Regions from separate parts of the Homo sapiens genome. Here region 1 is linked to region 2. A link is a loop called in an ENCODE intact Hi-C map of the cell type or tissue named here. Cell type or tissue: GM12878. All regions are shown on one strand.

What was found. Peaks named below come from ENCODE experiments on the same cell type or tissue, not always from the same donor. Only the 100,000 strongest peaks of a DNase experiment are listed, where the experiment ranks them.
Region 1: it touches region 2 in a loop (2.2-fold over the local background); 18 of 110 quality-filtered maps call a loop at or near these places.

What each region holds. Positions count from the first base shown.
Region 1 is chr19:4,062,872-4,065,371 of GRCh38, forward strand. The region is part of intron 1 of ZBTB7A (zinc finger and BTB domain containing 7A); the gene reads right to left. Among named protein-coding and RNA genes, the nearest start is that of ZBTB7A, 2.8 kb to the right of the region's middle. RefSeq lists enhancers at 1-184, 679-858 and silencers at 1,519-1,608, 1,839-1,978, 2,169-2,358. In GM12878, a CTCF peak has its summit at 1,079 (motif pointing right); no DNase peak of the experiment used is centred here; H3K4me3 peaks cover 2,407 bases; H3K27ac peaks cover 2,029 bases.
Region 2 is chr19:4,185,368-4,187,867 of GRCh38, forward strand. ANKRD24 (ankyrin repeat domain 24) reads left to right here. Exons shown (of 22, transcript NM_001393985.1): 2 at 1,023-1,094. The coding sequence starts at 1,059. Among named protein-coding and RNA genes, the nearest start is that of ANKRD24, 3.9 kb to the left of the region's middle. RefSeq lists an enhancer at 878-997. In GM12878, a CTCF peak has its summit at 1,228 (motif pointing left); no DNase peak of the experiment used is centred here.

The DNA of each region.
Region 1 (2,500 bases), 120 kb before region 2:
CCCTCGAGACAACACTCTAGGGCTGATGACCATCTCCCCACTGTCTGGATGGGAAGACTGAGGCTGGCAGAGGGGGAGTGACTGCTGGGGTGGACCCAAGGGCTGGGCTAGGACTGGACCATGCTCACCCCCACCCAAGGCTCACCCCCACCCAAGCTCGTTCCTCTTGTCCTTGTTGCCCAGGGCTACTGCAGGGCAGTTTATGGTCTGGCAGGTGACAGGTGGGGGTGCAGGTGTCTCACGCAGTTCTGACCCACACCCCACACTCAGGTCTCTGCCATGCCCTGAGCTGACCTGGGAGTTTCCGCCGCGGAGGAGAAAAGACACCACGGGTGGCTTTGCAGGCAGCAGCTGGGGGACCCTCCACAGCCCCAGGAACACAGCGCGCCCCGGCTGCAGGGGTCACGGGGCTCATCCAAGGTCGCAGAGCAAGCGTGCCAGCATTCCAACCCTTGAGGAGCCCTCCTTGGAGCATCTGGGCTGCAGTGGGCTGGCTCTGGGGAGGTGACCTCGGTCTCCTCTGGTCATAAAACCCAGAGCCCTGCCCGCCTCTGAGGACCAAGGTGAGACGAGTTTGTGGCTCGGCAGGATTGCAGAGGGGCCTCGTATGCACGTGCGCCAGCCAGGGCCTGCCCGGTGAGGCAGGGAGGCGAGAGGGCTGTGGCTCGTGCTGTGTGACCTTGGGAGCCATGCTGGCCCTCTCTGAGCCTCAATGTCATCTTCGGACACAGGGTTTAATAAGCCTCGGTGACACTCCATTTGCAGGCAGGTGCCTGCAGTTGAGCCTCTACTGCCAACCTCCGGCCCTGCTTAAAGACAGGTGGGCAGGCGCCCCTGGGCCACCACACAGTGGGAGGGGACTTTGGACAGGCCCCGAGCTGGAAGGATGGAGCACAGGGGGCAGCTCTGACCCCACCTGAGTGACCTTGGGCCGCTCTCTGCTTCCCCCTACGCTTCAGTCTCCCCTGCCTAGTACCGGCACCTGCTCCGAGGCTTGCTCTAACCTCCGGAGTTTCCAGGCTCACATTTGACCTCCCCTCCCGGCCTTGGTTTCCTCCTCATATGGCAACGGGGATCTGCCACCAGGTGGACCCAGCTATAGGTCAGAGGGACTCAAGGAAAGAAAAGGAAAAAACAAACAAACAAACAAACACCCAGCAGGGATTTGTGATCGCCCCAGGAACCTTTCCGACCAGGCCCCAGGCTGGGCTCTGCCTCGGCCGCGCCTCAGTCTCCCGCACAGAGCAAAGGACCCATCCACTGCCTGCGGCCGCCCGCGGGCCTCTGCCGATGCGTGGCTGCCCGCCCGGGCCCAGGTGCTGACTGGCCGCCACGCAGCCAATCGGAACTGAATAATAAATACCCCCCGGACTGACCCACGAATTAAAATTTCAGTGTCCCGGTTGGCTCTTCTTTCCTTCCTTAGACTTCGCTTTTCCAGCGGCCGGCTCCTGCCCCCCCTTCTCCCCCAAGCTCTGTCTCCACAGCGATGGCTGGTGGTAAACAGAGGCCCCGGCCCCGCCGATAGGTGCTCTCGGGGCCCCATGGCGGGTGGCCCTCGCGGACAAACGCCCCCGGCCTGAAGCCCTCAGGCCCTGGCAGCAGCAGGGCTGGGCTTAGGCCTGGCCTGGCCTGGGCCCCTGCCCCAGCCTGGCCTCCCCGGGACCTCTCCCAGACCAGTTTGCCAATAGGAAGTGATCGGCCGGTGGTGGGGAGGCACCCCCAGTGTGGGAGCGGCACGCTCAGGGTTACGCCCTGGTCCAGTTCTGAGGTTGGGGCGGGGGGCACTGACACGGAATCCCCACGCCCTCTCCGGAGGCAGCTGGCAGGGAGGTGGGGGGGCCCACCGAGCCCGCCACCCATGGGTGAGCCAGGTGGGTGCCGCGGGTGGCAGGGGCACCAGCACCTCTGTGACTTCCGCCGCCTGACTGGGGGGAGAGGAGTTGCTGCCTCCCCCCGCCTCGCCGCCAACTCCTGGCTGCATTCCGCCAACATTTAGTGGGCGCCGACTGGGTGTCCGGGCCCGGGTGGACAGCAACCTCCCGCCGCGGCCCACCGTGCGCCCCCGCCAGCCAGCCCGGGCAGCGCCTCCCAGAACCCGCAGAGGCCCGGTCCCTGGGGGGGCACCCGCTCCTCCGCTCCGCTCAGCCCCCAGCCAGGCTCCCAGGCCGGGGGGGCTGGGTCTCCCGCCCGGGAGGTAGGGAGCGGGAGGGAGGGGGCTGGATCCCACCAGCTCCCCCCTCCCCTGCCCGGGCTCAGGCTTCGCACGTGGTGGTGGCGTCAAGGGAAAGGAGGGGGGGTCCGGGCCAGAGGAGACGGGGTCACGCGCTTTGGGGGCGCGGACGGCGGGGACTGGGGTGCTCTCTCCGCCCCCTCCCGCGGGTCGGAGCCGGACGGCCGTCCGGGCAGGGCGAGGGGCCAGGCCAGGCCCCCCACCCGGGGCTGAGTCAGGCCCGGGCGGGGGCAGGAAGCGGCCCCCTCCCCCGCCCCGGCCGCAGCG
Region 2 (2,500 bases):
GCATAGGTGGTAAATGCGTGGAAGGGTGGCTTGGAGAATTCACGAGTAGATAGGTGGACAGGTAGAGGCCATGCCAACCCCTACTCCTTGGTAAGAGGCAAATACAGATTCTCCATCACAGAAATCCCTTTCACACATAGGGCCTCACAGTCACACCCCTCAAAAAACACACCCCCTCAAGATAGGCCTGCCTGACCTCCGTGCCTGCCCATGCGGAACGTAGAACAGGCCCAGGTGGACAGAAGTGCACGTGTGCACACGCCCCACACTCAACGTCACACACATGCATGCAGCCATTGCCCCAGACCTCCACCCACTATGGGTGAATTGCTGTCACATGGAGGTTCCCTCTGACTATGTAGCAAACATGCCTCTGTGCTGAGAGCCGTCAGCCCTGGCTTCAGTCCCCAGGGAGCCCCTGACTGTTGAAAAGGACAGAATCAGCCCAGACCCTTCCAGCCCATGGAGCCAGGGGTGAGGCAGAGGCAGAGACCCAGCCAGGGTAGGCGGGAACCCAATTTGGGGAGTTAGATCTCTGCTTGGGAACAAGAGGCAAAGCTGATAAGAGCAAGGGATTTTGGAACTGGGCTTTGAAGGATGAGTAGGAGTTCAGAGAAGAAAAAAGAAACCATTCTAGGCAGAAATAACTGCACAGGTAAAAGTTAGGAGACCAGAAAAGGCTTGATCTGTTTGGACCGCAGGAAATACCAGTGAGATGCATTTATGAAGCCCCTCATGTTTGGCCAGGCTCTGTGTAGGGACCATGCTGAAAACTGACCATGAGTTGGTCAAGAAAGGATCATTTCTGTCACTGTATAGATGAGGGAAGTAAAACAGAGAGGGCAAGTAAACTGCCAAAGGACACACAGCAGGTAGGAGATAGAGCAGGTCTGTGTCTTGCTCTAGGGGCCAGGACTGGTCAGGAAGGAGGAAGCGGTCCTTTTGAGGAGGGCGAGGCAACGGACCCTGCCGCCCACCAGGACTGGTGTCCCTCACCTTACCCCCACCCTTGCCCTCCTCAGGTGGCCTGTGGAGAGGAGAAACACAGGGCACCAACTATGAAGACTCTCAGGGCGCGATTTAAGAAGACAGAGGTGAGTGTGAGGCCCTAGATGCCCGATACACCCCTGCAACTTCAGCCTTCTGTCTCCTGGGGCTTGGCTGAAGATCCACCCTTTCATTCCAGTACCCACCTCTTCTCCTTTCCTCTCTGCTGCCCCCTAGCGTCATGACCTCCCCACTGCTCCCCGTACAAGCTTTCCAGCCCAGGCCTTTACCCAGGCCCTAGTCCGCTCTCCATGGAATTCCTTCTCGCCGCATTGCCACCAATCAGACCCTCCTAATTCCTCACAATTTGGCCCCAGTACCACCTCCCCGTCCAATCTCCGCTCTCCCCGGCCACAGTAACCCCTTGCTTTTCCAAGGACCCACTTTCCCGAGGATCCTGATCTTTTGCTTTGGTGTGTGTGTACTCAGCACATATTTATATAGCAGGCGCTGTTCCAGGCACAGGGGAATCAGCCAGGGAATAGGGCAGGCAAAAATCCTTGCCCTCGTGGAGCCGACCGCTGAGTACGGGAGATGAACACGAAACAAGATAAATAAGTGACAATGTGTATTTTGTGTCGCAAAGACAGACAAAGCAGGAAAAGGGAATTGAAGCATTCAGGGCAGGGGAGGTGGCTGCAGTTTTAAAGAGGGTGGCCAGGGAAGGCTTCCCAGAGGAGGTGGTATTAAAGCAAAGATTAGAAAGGGAAGGGGAGGGCTGGGCGTGGTGGCTCACACCTGTAATCCCAGCATTTTGGGAGGCCAAGGCAGGCAGATCACGTGAGGTCAGGAGTTCAAGACGAGCCTGGCCAACATGGTGAAACGTTGTCTCTACTAAAAATACAAAAATTAGCTGGGCACGGTGGCGGGCACCTGTAATCCCAGCTACTTGGGAGGCTGAGGCAGGAGAATTGCTTGAACCTGGGAGGTGGAGGTTGCAGTGAGCTGAGATTGTGCCATTGCACTGCAGCCTGGGCAACAGAGTGAGACTCCATCTCAAAAAAGAAAAAAAAAAGAAAAAGGGAAGGGGAGTGGGGGAGAGAGTTTGCAGGAATTGCATTCCAAGTGGCTGGAACAGCCAGTGCAAAGGCCCTGAGGTAGATCCAGCTGTCTTCTCTTGCATCCGTGTCTTTGGCTATGAACTCCTAGAAAGACATGCTTCTTCCTCCATTGTCCCCATTCTTCTCAGCCCCCTCAAGTCCCTGTGGCGGCCAATTCAGGGCACAGATGGGGAGGATGAAAGGGAGGGCTCACCTCCAGGGACAGGCAATCAGCCTTCCTGAGCACCTCTTTGTGCCTGGCCTGGGTGGGCAAGCTTGACTTGGAGCCTTTAGTTTTCGTATCATGGGATACAACATCCCCATCTGGTGTGGCCTGGAGAAATCAGGGAGTCTGCCTGGAGGAGGTGGCACCGGAGCAGAGCCTGGAAGAATAGGGAGGATTTAGAGAAGTG